Linked DNA regions of Homo sapiens: region 2 is linked to region 1. A link is a loop called in an ENCODE intact Hi-C map of the cell type or tissue named here. Cell type or tissue: gastrocnemius medialis. All regions are shown on one strand. Links, peaks and the distances in the headings refer to the core of each region. The heading gives the core; the rest is flanking DNA. Region 1 overlaps ZNF423 (zinc finger protein 423). Region 2 overlaps ZNF423 (zinc finger protein 423).

The links. Peaks named below come from ENCODE experiments on the same cell type or tissue, not always from the same donor. Only the 100,000 strongest peaks of a DNase experiment are listed, where the experiment ranks them.
Region 2: it touches region 1 in a loop (2.7-fold over the local background); 1 of 110 quality-filtered maps calls a loop at or near these places.

What each region holds. Positions count from the first base shown.
Region 1 is chr16:49,657,281-49,665,106 of GRCh38, forward strand. The region is part of intron 3 of ZNF423 (zinc finger protein 423); the gene reads right to left. Among named protein-coding and RNA genes, the nearest start is that of ZNF423, 190 kb to the right of the region's middle. RefSeq lists enhancers at 3,972-4,473, 4,474-4,973, 5,780-6,314, 6,315-6,848. In gastrocnemius medialis, for the core only: no CTCF peak of the experiment used is centred there; DNase peaks (open chromatin) are centred at 4,401, 4,691 and 5,441; H3K4me3 peaks cover 594 bases; H3K27ac peaks cover 1,125 bases.
Region 2 is chr16:49,807,761-49,815,586 of GRCh38, forward strand. All of the region lies in intron 1 of ZNF423 (zinc finger protein 423), which reads right to left. Among named protein-coding and RNA genes, the nearest start is that of ZNF423, 44 kb to the right of the region's middle. RefSeq lists enhancers at 809-1,754, 1,755-2,699, 2,700-3,645. In gastrocnemius medialis, for the core only: no CTCF peak of the experiment used is centred there; a DNase peak (open chromatin) is centred at 4,101; H3K27ac peaks cover 2,423 bases.

The DNA.
Region 1 (7,826 bases), core at 3,280-5,779:
TGGAGGATGGAGAAACTCCCCAAAAACACTCCCTGTCTCCAGCCATGTGCCAGGTGCCCTCCAGCAGCTCCAGGAGACAGTCATGAGCTTGGTCCAATTTTATGGAAGGGAACGCTGAGGGACAGAGGAACTCAGGGACCTGATGTGTGCATCATGGCCAGTGGCCCCCTGGGAATTCAGCAGCTGCAGGGACAGTCTGAGTAAAAGAGCCTGAGGCCCCACCTCCAGGTGTCTGCCTGTCTCAAGTCTGACCCCAAAGGGAGGGGAGGTGATGCCCCCAGGGGCAACCTTCACCTAAAAGGGCCTGGAGCCAGTGGGCTCCTCTGAAGACCATTCCTGGGGCACCCTGCAGACACGAAGGTTTTGGCAGTTTCAAGCCCAGTGGTCTACAGCAGCAGGCTCAACACTGCACCCCAAAATCGGCCTTTCCCTGGCCCTGTCTCCTCCGTCCTACTTCCTGGGAGTGCCTCCTCGCCACATATGTGCACTAAGTCCTTGCTTCAGGCTCTGTGTTCAGGGGTCCTCCCTGCAACACTGACTAAGGTACAACTGCCACAGATGGTGGTGTCAGACTTGGAAGCCATGTCTTTCAGCCTGCATAGCCTCCTCCACAGCCCCTAATCTGCACCTGCCAGGATTTGCCATGCTCAAGTCACTGAGAGGCCACCGTCAGGGTCTGTGTCCTATACTATTACTCAACCTTGTCCTTTCAACGACCTCAGGACTAACAATGTCAGGTACCCAAGTGTAATCCTAAATCATGATATTGATGAAATCATGAGTATGATGTTTTTGTAATGCCCATTAAAATAAAGATGTAATTGGGTTAAACATGCATGAACCACCAGAAACTGGGCTGGGCAGCCCTAGATGTGGCGCAAGTCCTGCTGCCCTGGCCCATACTGCAGTGACTGCAGCTCTTGGTCTGTCCCTCTCCCCCTCCAGACAGGGCAGTGCAGGGACGAGGGCGCACCTTCATAGCTGCTGTGTCCCCAGCACCGTGCCTGGCCAGAGGCAGGCAGGAGAGAAGAGGTGGGCTGGGCGCTGCAAGGAGCCCGGGGCCTGAGGAGGGCCAGGAAGAGAAGAGCCAGAGCATTTTCAAGGATGTGCTGGGCTAGCCAGGCGGCCCCTCTGAGGGCCCCACTCACCCCTAAACTCATCCAAATCTACAACACGACAGAGGAAATTCCAATTTTCCCGATTTTCATGTTTCCACCCCTAGAGTAATTGTCGTCGTGGACTTTGTAGCTGGGCTGTTGAGCCTCATGGCTGAAGGCTGCCCCAGCCCTGCCCGTGATGGGCAGGAGATGAAAACGACTCATCAGGCCTGGGGAAGGCTCTGGGATATGGCAGCAGCAGCAGAGAGGCAGCCACCTGGCCCTGGACCACCACGAGGAGGAGGAGTTCCAGTTTGTTTGGCCAGCACGTCAGGTCCCTGAAGGCAGCTGTGGCAGGGCATTCCCCTGACTGGATTCCGGAGTGTGGGGCAGGGCCCCTGAAGTCCTAGGCATCAAGGCTGGGGCATGTGGGTCCCCCACCCTTTCCCAGCATCGCTGACTCTTTCCTTGGAACCCCCGCCCCAGCACCCTGCCTGTCCCTGCTTTCTCAGCCCGAGTGGCCACCACCTCCTCCCACTGGAACCAGGCCCTCATCTGTGTGCCTCATTATGTGCTCCTGCTCACAAACAGACCTGAATATCAGCCACACTCACCAGACACTTCCTACGTGCCGGGCTTTCTTAAAATCTATATTATTTATTTACTCACTCATATTAGTCTTTGATGTTTTACTTGTTTTAGCGGGGGGTGGTTTGGGTTTTTAAATTTGAAATAGAGTCCCACTCTGTCGCCCAGGCTGCAGTGCAGTGGCGCAATCATAGCTCACTGTGGCCTCAACCTCCTAGGCTCATGTGATCCTCCCACCTCAGCCTCCCAAGTAGCTGGGACTACAGGTGTGCCACCACTCCTGGCTAATTTTTTATATTTTTTTGTAGAAATGAGGACTCGCTATGTATGTTGCCAGGCTGATCTCAAACTCCTGGGCTAAACCAATCCTCCTGCCTCAGCCTGCCAAAGTGTCAGAATTGCAGGCGTGAGCCACTGTGCTCGGCCGTTTTACTATTTAATGCATTTAAGCCACACATAATCCTTTCACTAGACCCCCCATTTTACGATGTATTGTGCATTGTACACATCGGGATACTGAGGCCCTTGAGGTCTGAGGGAGGGACTTGCCCCAGGGCAGAGTCCGGCAGAGCCAGGAGAATCTGGCCACCTGACTCATCAGCCATATGAAATGTTGAGATGTGGGGTTTATGGGAAACACACCCCTGACACACATACTCTCAAGAGGAGGCCGGGTGGACAGTGTAATGCAGGGGAGAGAGAAACTGATGGAGAGCGATCAGTCACCCCAGATCCTGCACATGGCACACGAGGGGCTTCAGGTGCCCACCGCTGCAGGCACTGGTACCCTCCTCATAGAGGGGTCTGGGAAGGGGAGATGCCACCCCCAGCCCAGCTCAGGCTGACGGCACCCCTGTGGGTGGTGCTGGGCCTACAGTCTGCCACAGGCAGCTCCACGGTCCCCAAATGGTCCCCAGCTCCTCCCAGCACCCAGCACACAGTAGGCCCTCAATATTTGCCAAATGAGTCAATGGATGCACACTTTAGTCAGGCCACTCGTCAGGGTGGGGTGCAGGGCCAGAAGGGAGCTGCACCTTCCTTCCTCCTCCTCCACCCGCAATATACCTCTCAACCACTTCCCTTATGCTTTTTTATCTTCTTCCAAGAATGTGATTAAGGTTTCCTCACAGGTACTCCTGGCTTCGAACTGCCTGGAGACAATTCTGATAAGCCCTGGATTCCTGGATCCCTGGATCCCTGGGAGCCCCCACAAGGTGCCTGGCAATAACTATCTGCTCAATGACTGAATGAATGAATGGATGAAAGGGTACCTGGCCTACGGGAAGCTCTTGGTAACTGTGGCATGAATAAATGAATAAATGGATGGATGGATGGATGAAATACTGAAGTCCAGGGCTTCGTCTAAAGGAGGCACTTGAAAACTATGGTATGAATGAATTCAGAATGAGAAAATGAGAAAACGAATGAATGAATGAATGAATGAATGAATGAATAGTCTAATCACAAAGAAGCAGCAAGGAGCCACTCAAGAGGCCCCTGTAAGGTGGGGCCTAGGAGTTGGGGACAGAGCCTCCAGCTGGAAGCCAGGGAGTATATAAGCCTGACCTGACCACCCTCCTGACCACCTGGGTCCAGTGGGGCTGCCCCCAGCAGAGCCTGTCCAGCATCACCAAGGTCCCTCGGGCCCCCTCTCATTATGGCAGAATGCAATTACTCCAGTCTTCAGTGGGGTCTGAATTTGTTATGATTTTATTTGAAAGAGCCTCTTGGAGCCAGGGAAGCAGCAAGGGTGTGGGGGTCAGGAAGCACGGACGGAGGCAGAAGGAACAGCTCAGCTACACAGCCTCAGCCTGAATCCCAGAGAAATGACATTAAAACAAAGGAGACACAGAGCTGGGGCAGGGTGTGGGGGGATGGGGGGGGAGCTTACTTATTCAGACCAGAGCCAAACAAATGGATAGATTTAATAAGATAATAAGCTCAGATTCCATGCTCTTAAAGATACAGACTGGGGCTGGGCATGGTGACTCACACCTATAATCCCAGCACTTTGGGAGGCCAAGGAGGGTGGATCACCTGAGGTTAGGCGTTCAAGACCAGCCTGGCCAACATGGTGAAACCTTGTCTCTACTAAAAATACAAAAATTAGCTAGGTGTGATGGTGGGCGCCTGTAATCCCAGCTACTCAGGAGGCTGAAGCAGAATTACTTGAACCTGGGACGCAGAGGTTGCAGTAAGCCGAGATCGCACCATTGCACTCCAGCCCAGGCGACACAGTGAGACTTCATCTCAAAAAAAAAAAAAAAAAGACACAGACTCAACAGTGGGATTTGGGGTGGGAGTCTCCATATTTTTCCGGGAAAACACCCCTCAAGTGGATGCCTTTCTTCACACACCACACTGGAGAATAAGGGTATGTGAATATGCATGTATATGCTTGCAGGCATGTGTGTCTTCCCCACCAGGGGGGACCCCCAAAACTCACCAGAAACCTCCTTACTTCCTAACCAGGACCTGTGAACAAATGCACCCCTCCACAAGGAACACACAGCCAAGCAGTGCCCTTGTAATTTTTTCAGGAGGAATTCGGGCCAGCCAAGCACAAGTCGGTGTCACCTCCTTCCCAGCCTGGGCTTCCCTGTCTCTGTCCAATGGACCAACAGTAAAAAGTGAGCACTTCCCGCTCATCTTGGGAAACACCTCGCATCCACTCACTCAATCAGCCAGCGACTGCACTGTTGAAATATTTATGGAGTGCCTCTTCTGTGCCAGGCTCTGCTGCAATTCCTGGGGCAGTGAGCACACCCAGCAAAGCCCTGCACCATGGAGGCTGCATTCCGGGGGCATCAGGATCATGTCCAGGAAGGCTCTGGAGCCAGAGAGCCTCCGTTCAAATCTCAGCTCTACCACTGACCAGTGGTGTAAACCAGGATACGTTAATGGACCTCTCTAATCTTCACCAAGAGGGAAAACAGGCAGAATCCCTTCTGCCTCCTCGGGTTGTGCACAGGATGAGATCAGATACCGCAGGTTAAGCACACTGGCCCAGCGCCTGGTACATGGCACATGCTCAATGAACAGATCATTGTGTGTGGTTTCCAGTCCAGTGGCAGCAAACACAGAGACCGCTGGGCAGAGCCGTGGTTCACTGTGAGACCCCCGCCCTTGGGGAACTCCACCCCCACTCCCAGGTTACCCTTCTCGCGGGCATCCCCAATTTACCACCTCCTTATGTCATTCCTGCCAATGTCATGTCATAAAGAAAGCCAGTCCCCCTGAAGGGCTCTGGTCCACCCCAAAAAGTCCTTAAATCCCTTCTACAAAGAGGTTTGGTCCCTTCCAATGAAGGGGAATCCACTCCCTTCTGAACTCCCTTAGTCTGCAGGAAGAAATGATCTCCTGATGAGCCCCAAAGGAGGGCCTGCTGACCTCCTCTCAGGGACAGGAATAACAGGACCCTCTGACTCCAACCATCCTCCAAGAGGAAGGACAAACAGCGAGTCACCTGCGATATGGCAGCCATTTTTTAAAATGACATTGCAATTTACATTCATTTATTCCTTCTATAAATACGAATAAGTGCCTACTCTGCCAGCCCTGTTCGAGGCTCTGGGGATAGGGTATGAAGAAACAAAGTCCTTGCCCTCAGTGAGCTTACAATGCAAAGAGAGGAGACTAAATCTTCCTGCTGAAGAAGGAATAAATCAGTCCGTAGTAAATCACGTGTTGCTATGAAGAAGTGCAGGGCAGGAAAAGGGTGAAGGGTGGGGTGCCACTCTGGACAGGTGACAAGGCGACACTTGAGCAGACACCAGAAGCAAACAAGGCAGCAGGCCAAGGCAGAATCTAGAGAGAGAGGATCCCAGGCAGGGATCTAGCAGGTGCAAGCACCCCAAAGCCAGAGCATGCAAACTTTTCAGGGCACATTTTCTGAGATGCCCACGTGGGGCTCAGTGTGAAGGCATGTGCCCTGCCTTCTAAGATCACAGGCCAAGCTGTCATCCAAAACCCCACAGGGACCCAAAATCCAACCCCAGCATCAACTCACTGTATGATCTGACTCTGGTCTCTCAACCTCTCTGGTCTTGGTTTCGGCAACAGCTAATCAGAACTGAGCATTATCCAAGCAGGCGCTGGCAGAGGAGGCCCCCAGAGTCCTCCCGAGTCTGCAGCTCTATGCAAAGCGCACCCACCATTCCTCTCCACCCCATCGCGCCATTCTCACACCCCGCGCCAGCAACACCACGCAGGATTGGTACTCCTGCCAAAATAGCTATTAACCCAGTAGCCAATAATAACACGTTATCCTATCAATTTGCTTCTGAAACGCTGTGTAATTGCAGAACCTAAGTTTGCCATCTCGGTAGCCTGGTTACCACATAAACAGAAAGAAACTCACCAGCCTCTTCCTGAGGAGAACAAGTGGCTGGCCACGAGAAACACCCGATTACCACTGAGGCCCCCCAGCCCACCCCCCTCGAGGCCCTACAGAATCCATCAGGAATCATAGTCTGGCATTCAGTACTTCAGAGGCTAGTCTCAATGTCCCCTTGGCATGCCGCCCCTGTGACTGGAGAGGGGACCAGTGCCCGGGATGGGATGGCTTTTTAGGTGGCAAAGTCAGGCCCGGCAGCTGCACTCTGGTGGCCTCCCTCCCGGCCAGTGGTGCAGGAAGTGGGACAGACATGAGGCTTCAGGAGGGCACGGGAGAGGGCAGGAGCCAGAGGCAGGCAAGCACTTGAGTGCAAAAACCATCACAGATGCAAGCCAGCCCTCCCCACGGGAGACAGAGGGGACAGGAGGTCAATGGGTGGGGCACAGAGGGAAGGACAGGAGAGAGGCAAGGGAGGGACTCCAGACCTAGGAGTCAGGGTGCACCCCAGGGCCCTCCCCATCCCCATGCCGCAGGGCCCCACCCAGGTCTGACACCCTGGCCACCACCACCTGCTTGGCAGCTGGCCGCCCACTTTTCCTCTCTCATTCCAGAAAAAAACGTTTCCTTCCTTCTGGATTTCATTCCACTCTGAGCAAACATTCCACTCCCCAACGCGCCGGGAGCCTCTAAGGGGACTCGGCGTTCCGGTGCAGACACCAGCCTGTTTTATTCATTCTTCCCCCTTCCAACCCAGCCACCCCCTCATCACTGTCCCATGCCTCCGCTTACCTTTCCCCCTGCTCACCAGGGCGTCCCAGGGCAAACTGGCCGATGCCAAGAGGGCCAGAACCTGAGCCCGGGTTCCCAGCACCCGGCGGCAGGGCAGGCGAGGGCTGGAGAGGCGCTTCCCACCGGCCCACTGGTGATCTCAGCCACGGGACGCATCCCCACCCGGCCGCCTGGGCCGGCGGAGAAGGATGGGCCGAGGGTGTGCTGCTCCCGCGGCGGCGCTTGGCGGAGGACCCAGCTAGCGGGAGAGGAAGGGCCTTGGGGAAGAAAAGGGGCTGGGAAAAGGCACAGATGGGGAGGGAGAGGACAGAGGAGGCCCAGGGCTCAGGCCACGCGGCCAGATGTTGACCCAGTTGAGGGATCCAGGCCCCGGGGGCGACCGAGGAGTTCTGGCTCCCCTGCCAGCTCTGAGATTCTACAGAGATGGAGGAGGGCCTGGGGCCGGCGCCATGCCAGGGCCTGGTGCTGAGGCTGGGGTTAAAGGGAGGACCACAGAAAGGGAGCAAGGGGTCTCTCTCGGACACTGCCCCTGTCTGCCAGGACAGGGTGGGGGGACGGCCCCTGGGAGGCCCCTGGGTGGGGTGGGTGGGGAGCTGTCTGCGGGAAGCAGCTCTCAGCAAATGAAAACCAGGCCTTGGAAACTGGCCGGGCCACAGCCAGGGCACAGCTCCAGGGAAAACCCCGCTGCTCACCGAAAGGTGCCCCAACCAGAGCGAAAGGTGATGTTAAAATGAACGAGCTAGGAGGGGCCAGGCAGCTTGAGCGAGATCGGGGGTGGCCCCTGGCTACAGCCCCACGATCCCTGCTCTTTTGTGCTCTGAACGCCCCTCATTGTGGGCACATTGTACTCCCAAGGCCTGCTTGCCTGTAAGTGCTGTAAAAAGCCAACTAACTGCGCAATTTTCTTCCCTTGGCTTCCCTCCGCTCAGCCTTGGTCAGGTTATCAGCTGAGCTGGGCCTGGGGCTGGGGACTGGCCTGGCTAGGCAGGCCTGAAGTCCCCACACCCGCCATATTT
Region 2 (7,826 bases), core at 2,903-5,402, 150 kb after region 1:
AAGACAACCCCAAAACCTTCACTAAGCATGCCAACCATCCCAGGGGCCGTGACAGGGTCTGCCTGGGCACAGGCTCCAGAGCAGCAACTCAGCCTCTCCACTGTCCCTGCCCCGGGGCTGGCAGGGACCTCCCCAGACAACTCCTGCCAGGAGGACACACCTCTGGCACTCAGAGTCACGGGATGCTTTTCTTCCCATCAACTCCCTGCTTTTTCTTACATTCCTTTTTTTCTAGCTTCTCCCTAAGCAGCGTTACTCAAGAAATCACACATTTGGTGTGCTAGTAACAATTTTTCTTTCTTTTTTTTTTTCTTTTATAGGGACAAAATCTTGCTCTGTCACCAAGGCTGGAGTGCAGTGGCTGCATCATAGCTAAGTGCAGCTTCGAGCTCCTGGGCTCAAACCATCCTCCCACCATAGCCTCCTGAGTAGCTGGGACTACAGATGTGCACTACCACACCTACCTAATTTTTTAATTTTTTGTAGAGACAGGGTTTTACCATGTTGTCTAGGCTGGTCTTGAACTCCTGGCCTCAAGCAATTCTCCTGCCTTGGCCCCTGGAAGCACTGGGATTACAGATGTGAGCCATTATGCCAGGCCCAATTTTTCTAATAGACAATAAAATAAACATAAGAAGTAACATGTTCCTAACAGATGAAGGAATAAATATATATAAGTATGAAGAAAAGAGAACCATTCACCTATCAGCCACCTGAATCCCACAAGCCTCCGGTGCAATGTCCCATTTTGGGGACAGTGGGCATGAGAAGTGCTGGGCACCTCTGATAAAGAGGTGCATGTCAGTTGTCCTAAATGGATCTCCGGGAACCCACTCAGCCCACTGGAGTTCAGCAAGGGCTGAGTGTTGCATGCCAAGGGCAGTGCTGGGCAGAGGACAGTGGGAGGGGCGGGGGACATGCTGGCTACACACTCTGGCAAGCAGTGAAGTACTCCCAAAACCTGTGGCTCATCCACCCCCCAGGGCCGTTAGCAGAGGGGTGGAGAGGGGTGGAAATCACGACAAGTGTGACTATTTCCCAAGTGCACCTGACCACCTGCCCCCATGGCCCAGGGACTCCAGCTGTGCATTCCCTACGCACACCAGACAGGGCCAGAGAGACCCACCAGGCTGCGGCAAGGCTCAGGGGAAGCCAAGCCAGAAGACACGGCCTCAGAAAGGTTCAGCAATGGGAAAGGATACCACTGAGGGCCAGAGCCCCTGGCAGGAGGCACGTCCCCGAGCAGGGGGCACACTGAGCCCTTCCTGCCCCAACCACATCTGTCTCATCCCATAGCCCTGCACGGCCCCACACTTGCCAGATGTGGCCACCCGTAGGGACCAAGTTCATTTTCCGCGTGTCCTGCGATAATACTTGGTTGTGTTTATTTAACTTTCTGCTTCGAATGGCGGAGAGATGGGCCAGGAAAATCAGTTTGGCTCCCTTCGATCAAAACATAGCGGCCCACACATAATGCGAGGACACCCACACAGAGAAGCTCTCCCACACCATCAGAAAAAGCACATCTGGTCCACGGCTGGCAGGGGCCGGCCCGGCCCTGGGGGCCCTTGGAAAAGCTGCCTCGTGCAAAGCGGCATAGGCTGCAGTGGTCCCATGCTCTGTGTGTCACCCACACTGCTATGCTCCAGCGGGCGGCAGCAGGTTCAATCTCCCCACCCAGGCAGAGAGGTCTCAGAGAAGCCTTGTGTTCCACTACACACAAGCCAGTGCAGCCTGTGTGTAGTGGAACTCACACCCAGGTCCTGCTGGTCCTGGAACCCCCAAGAAGGCGAGAGGGGGACTTTGGGGAAAAGGAGAATCCGAGAGAAAGGTCCCAGAGGCTCCGCTCTGCACCTGCGAGAACAGATGTGGCTGCCTCATCCTCCCATAGCAGACCACATGCTGGCTCCCAGAGGGGAGAGGTGGGGACCCCCGGGTGGGTTAGCACAGCTGGTAAAAGCATTCCTGCTCCCACTTCTGATGGCCTCCAAAGTGCCTCCACCAAGCCCTGAGGCATCTGAAGCCTGCTCCTGAGACTGGAAACAAAGACACCAGGGGGTCTGGGGCTGGAGGGTCCACCCGGGAGCTCTTAGCAGGACACCAGGGGAAGCCTTATGAACCGCATGAGAGTGAGAGCTCGCCCAGCTGTCAGGACCCAGGCCCCCAGCCTGCGCCCACCCATTTTTTCCTCCCACCCCCAGCTCCTTCCCTCGAGGACAGGGGCAACCATGTGTCAAAGGTCTGCCCAGGCCCCATTTCCTGCTGACAGCACCCCTTCCCCACTCTTTGGCCTGGGGATATGCACACTGAAGGCTTGGTCCACCCTTGGGAAGACAAACACAGGGAGAGGCCCCAGAGGTCCAGGGTGGTCTGGGGTCGGGGAGGCTGGGGGAGTCCTGGCACCTGGAGATAATCTAGAAGAAAGAACACGTTCCCAGACTCACAGACTCCTCACCCCAAAGAGGACAGCCAGAGAGGGGCCTCTGCCAGCCCCTTGCCCCCAGCCCTGCCACACACCCTTCTTACCTCCTGATGCTCCAAGCCATGCACCCACCTGCTCCCTTCCAGGCAACCACCTTCCTGTCTCAGGACCTCTGCCACTGCTGCTCTCATTACCCAAAACACCCCTGCCATGTTGGAGGCCCCCACCAGACCTCTGCTATCCAAGAGGCCTTCCCAGATCCCTGGATAAACAGACGCCTCCTTCTCTGGTCCCCATAATCCTCTCTGAGGGCCCGACTCAGCTGAGACCCCTGGGCGCATCAGGGTCCCCTATGCTGTGAGCTCCCTGAGGGACAGCCCCACCCTGTTCCTCCTCCTTGCCCCTCACTCCCAGCTCAGGGCCTCGTCTCCACAGACAACTGCCATGAGTTGATTAAAATGAATTCATCGCAAGCCCTTTGCTTTGTTACTTTTTTAATCTTCCAGATTATAGGAAAAATAAATAAATACAGGTGAGTACTCAGGGAAAAATAAAACCACCTATAATGCCCCTCTCGGAAATGCCATGGGTATTTGAGGGCAGTCGGCCCTACCGGACACTTTCTGTGCATTTACACTTTCTCTCCTTCAACACAAATGGGACCTGGGGCATGTCTGAGTGGTCTTGAGGCCCTCGGGGTGTGCAGGGCAGCGCTGAGAGTCCGGCCACAAGAAGTTCACGGGCCCACGAGGATGTGGCTAAGGAGGGGCATCAGGGTAATGGGGGGTCTTGAAACCACATCTTGGGAGGGGAAGTGAAGGAACTGATGCTGTTCAGCCCAGAGGGGCAGGCTCAGGGGGCCCTCAGAGCTGTCTTCAGGCATCTGAAGGGCTGTCACAGAGAAGACAGACTGCGCTGGCTGTGTGGCCTCAAGGGGTCAAACCGGGACCAACCAGTGGAAGGCACTACAGAAAGATTTCAAGAAGAAACAGATGGGACGATTTCAAGAAGAAACAGATGGGACGCTATCAGCAGAGGCAATGAGGGGAGGTCTGCTTGGGGGTAGTGAGGCTCCCGGCATGGGAGGGGACCAAGCAGCGGTAGAGAGACCCCCAAGAAAGTCAAGGCTCAGCTAGGAGAGGAGTTAGAGTTGGCCTTGATGGGATCTCAAATGATCGCAGGGGAAATAGGTAGGTACCAGAAATAAACACTGGGGGTGGAGGAGACAATGGCACCACTCTACCCCCAACCCAGCCCACGCTGCCACCCAGAGTGTGCTTAGCAGGGTCCCATTTTCTGGTTTCTCCAGGGAGGCCAGAGATCTGAATATTTATAGGAACCATTCCAATTTTAAGACAGGCTGACCAAACTTCTAGCAGTCCAAATACAGTCCTTGCACTGCAGGCTGCCGACCCCCTGGTCAGACAAGGAGCTCACAGGGCAAACGAGGCTACTGAAAGAAAAGGGAGCCATTTCCGGGCCCAGAAGAGCAGCCATCCCCGCAGGACTGGAATGGGTTAAAGTCTGAGTTGGCTCTCTGCTGCTCCAGGACTACAGCTGGCCTCCTACCCCCACCCCCGCCCCCAGAGGCCCTGTCAGCTGCCCAGGCCCCGCCTGACCGCCCGCCTCAGCCACCCAGCCTGGAACCCCAGATCTGGGAACAGGGCAGCTGCCCTGAGGCTGGCCAGCCACCGCCAGCCAGAAAGAGATTCCGTTCCCCATGCCCTGCTGAGAGCCATTTGCTCATCTGGGATGGATGCCACAGGGGCAGAGAAGCAGGCTCTGTCCCGCTCTCCTCTCCCCTTCCTCCTGCCCCTAGGCCTGTGACAGGGAGCAGACCTCTGGTGCCACCACAATCAAAACTCCGCTGAGCACCGGTGACTAGGCGGGGTGCTCCACACACAGAGCACTTGTGTCACCTTCCTAGGGATCCTGCAGGGAGTCCTCAACCATCCTCATTGCACAGGCAAGAAAACCTATACTCAGAGAGGTTAAGACACTTGCTCACGGTCACACAGCCAGCAAGTGGCAGAGCTGGGATTCAAATCCAGACCTATGCAATTTAAAATCCCACACCAAGCCACTGGGCTAGAGGGTCCTGGCTCTCCCACATCCACATTCCCCATCTACCTGGTTGTTTTCTAGAAGCTACAGGCACCTGCTGCCTGGCTGGCTATGAGAGGGGAGAGAGGGCATAGTCAACGCTACTGATAAAGGCTGGGATAAGGGGGCTGGGCATGGTGGCTCACGCCTGTAATCCCAGCACTCTAGGAGGCCAAAGTGGGTGGATCTTTGGAGGCCCAGGAGTTCAAGACCAGCCCAGGCAACATGATGAGCACATCTCTACAAAAAATACAAAAATTAGCCAGGTGTGGTGGCATGCGCTACTCAGGAGGCTAAGGTGGGAGGATCTCCTGAGCCTGTGAGTTCTAGGTTGTAGTGAGCTGTGATTGTGCCACTGCACTCCAGCCTGGGCAACAGCGTGAGATCCCATCTCAGAAAACCTAAATAAATGAATAAATAAAGTCCTGAAGCAGTACTGAAGTAGCTGATTTGGAATCATTTCTCACAGTCTGGAAAGTGAGAAAGGGTGAGGGGCTGTATGGTGTACTTCCATTTGTGTTGGGGAGGGGAGATAAATACACGAATTTTCATGTGTCTGAACACACGTAAATTGCCCTGGAACCAGACACAAGAAACTAGGACCAGCAGTGGCCTCCAGGGAGGACAGTGGGTGGCTGGGGGAGTTTCTAATTTTGCTCCTTGTGCATTCATTAGCAATTCGTGTGTTTAAAAGTGTGTGTGTGTTCTACTTAAACCCCCTGCCACACCACCAGGGGCACCCACACTTGCCTTGGGGTGCTGCATTTTTGCCTTCCCACCTTGGTCCACTCCCCTAGTTGTAGCCCTACTAGGCGGTGGGGCTTTGGGGAAGTTCTTGCTGCTCTCTCTCAACTCCCATTTCCCTGTGCGTATGAATGACATTAGACTGGACTTCCCCCAAATCCCCACCCACCCTGGTGCCCTACAGGTCTACCTTGGTGACTCCAACCCCACAGCCCAGAGCTGGCCTAACAGGCAACGGCGCACTTCACCCCCAGCCCACCCTGTGCCCCGACTCCAGGCAGCCAGAGCCTTCTGAGGTGGCAGGACAGGCCACCAGGAGAGCAGTGACAGCCAAGCAGACATGTTCATCCTCCAGGTATCCACTGCCCCAGCCTCGGATAACAGCAGCACCCCAATCGTGCCCTGAGGAACCGCCCCTAACCCTAACCTCAATGTGCCACCAGTCAAAATGCCCTGCCCTCCCCTGGGCCATGGCCCAGGCTCATGCTTGATCTGCCCAGGGATTGATCCTCAAGCAGAGCCACGCAGGAGACACGGGAGGTGACAAACTCCCGCCCCATGGCAGTTCCCGGAAGAGAACATCCATTCCCTCTCGCTCCCGCATCTCCAGAGCTGCCCCAAGGCCTCCATCTCTCTGTGCATTCACACTGTTGGCTCCCCCTTGGCCTCCTGTTAAAGTCTCTTTTGGCTTAAGTTGTCCAGAGTTGGCTTCTGTCACCTGCACCACTGAACCCTGCTGGACAGGAAACCAGCACAGTGGCCGAGACAGCAGCTGAGACCATGGAGATGGTCCTGCCATTGCAGCTGACTCAGAAGCCACCCAGGAAAGGCCAAAAGCTCTTTGGACAGGGGCCAGGGGTCCACATCCGCCCCCCAACTCCTATAAATGCCTTGGAGAACCGGGAGGCCCCAGGTGGGCTCCTGCAGAAGAAGCTGGAAAAAGAAAACAAGCAGCTCCTTCCTCAAGGACGTTAGCAGGATTTGCCGAACTCCCACTTTTTACTCCTGGAAAGCCCAGAGGACGCAGGAAGTGACAGTTCCAGGGAAGGCGTGAGGTCGAAGGCTGTGGGCTGCCAGGGTCCAAGAGCCAGGCCCTGAGGAGCCGGGGCTTCGGAGACAGAAGGCCCTGGGTCAAGGCCACAAGCCCAGCCCTCAGCAGCAGTGGGACTCCAGACGGGGCCTGTAATACTGAACCTTTTCAGGCATCACCTGTAAAATGGACATGATTCATCTGCCTTCCCGTGGGCTCTGGGGGGTGGGGGGATGACATCCCCGACATGTCCTGTGCCCAGGATAGACTGCACCTACCCTTTCCAACAATGGGGCAGGATCGGAGGGCAAGCAGGACAGGGGTGGGCTGTGCCAGGATAGACTGCACCTGCCCTTTCCAACAATGGGACAGGATCGGAGGGCAAGCGGGACAGGGGTGGGCTGTGCCAGGATAAACTGCACCTGCCTTTTCCAACAATGGGACAGGATCGGAGGGCAAGCAGGACAGGCATGGGCTGTGCTTTCTCAGGTGGGCAACTGAGGCTCAGACAGGAAACACGCTTGTTCCTGAGAAGTACAAAATTACTCCAATCCTCCAAGGTCCTCCTGAACAACCTAATCAATTGGCTTGCTATAAGATTTGTTCCAGAAAAGTTTTGCAAGCCACTATTGTAAAAAAAAAAAAAATTAATCCGCAATGAGTTTACAGCTCGACAGGCCTAGCACCCCATTTATCTACCTCATTCAAACCCAGGAGCATGACCCAAAACAGGGCTCTGATAGGGGTGAGCCTGGCATGTGAGCAGGGAGCCAGGAGGAGGTGGCATCCCCCACCCCAGGAGTGTGGATGGCCAGCAAGACGGAGGCGACAGGAGGCGGTCAGGTCTCTTCTGAAGCAGCCCCAGAGCACTGGCCATCTCAACTCTGCAGCGGGCATCTCTCCTGACCTCCTCTTTCCCACACGTGTGTCCTAGAATGCCACCTCCCAAGCCACGTCGGGGAGGGCAGCCTGCTGGTTAGGGCCTCAGGGTCTGGGATGAAACCAACCAGGCTCACAGCGGGGCTCGGCCGCTCATCAGCTGTGTGAACTTCGGCAAGTTACTCAGACTCTCAGAACTTGAGTTTCTTATCAGTAAAATGGGTCAAAGAGGGCCTACCTTAGTGGGAGAATAGGCTGCTCAGTAAATTTGGCCATTCTTATTAATAACACTATTATTTTCCCTTTCCTGCCCTGATACCCCCAGCTGCTCCACCAAAACGAACCAAAAAAAGCAGCCCCCTAAGCAGCAGCTGCACAAAGATCTCGATACGGGGTCAGGACAGGAAGTTATCTGGGAGTTCCCTAACTTTCCATGAGAAATCTAAGGCACAGACCTCATTCACAAGGGAAGTAGGGGGCCTGGCACCTGCTTCTGCTTCATCAGGCACAGTGGGAAACTGCCAACTCAGTCTAGTGCCCCACTGGACAGATGGGAAAGCTGAGGCACAGGGAAGTGGTATGACGGGTGCCAAGTCACACAGCAAACAGGAGGCAGGGCTGGTCCAGGAGCTCCAGGCAGACTCTGGC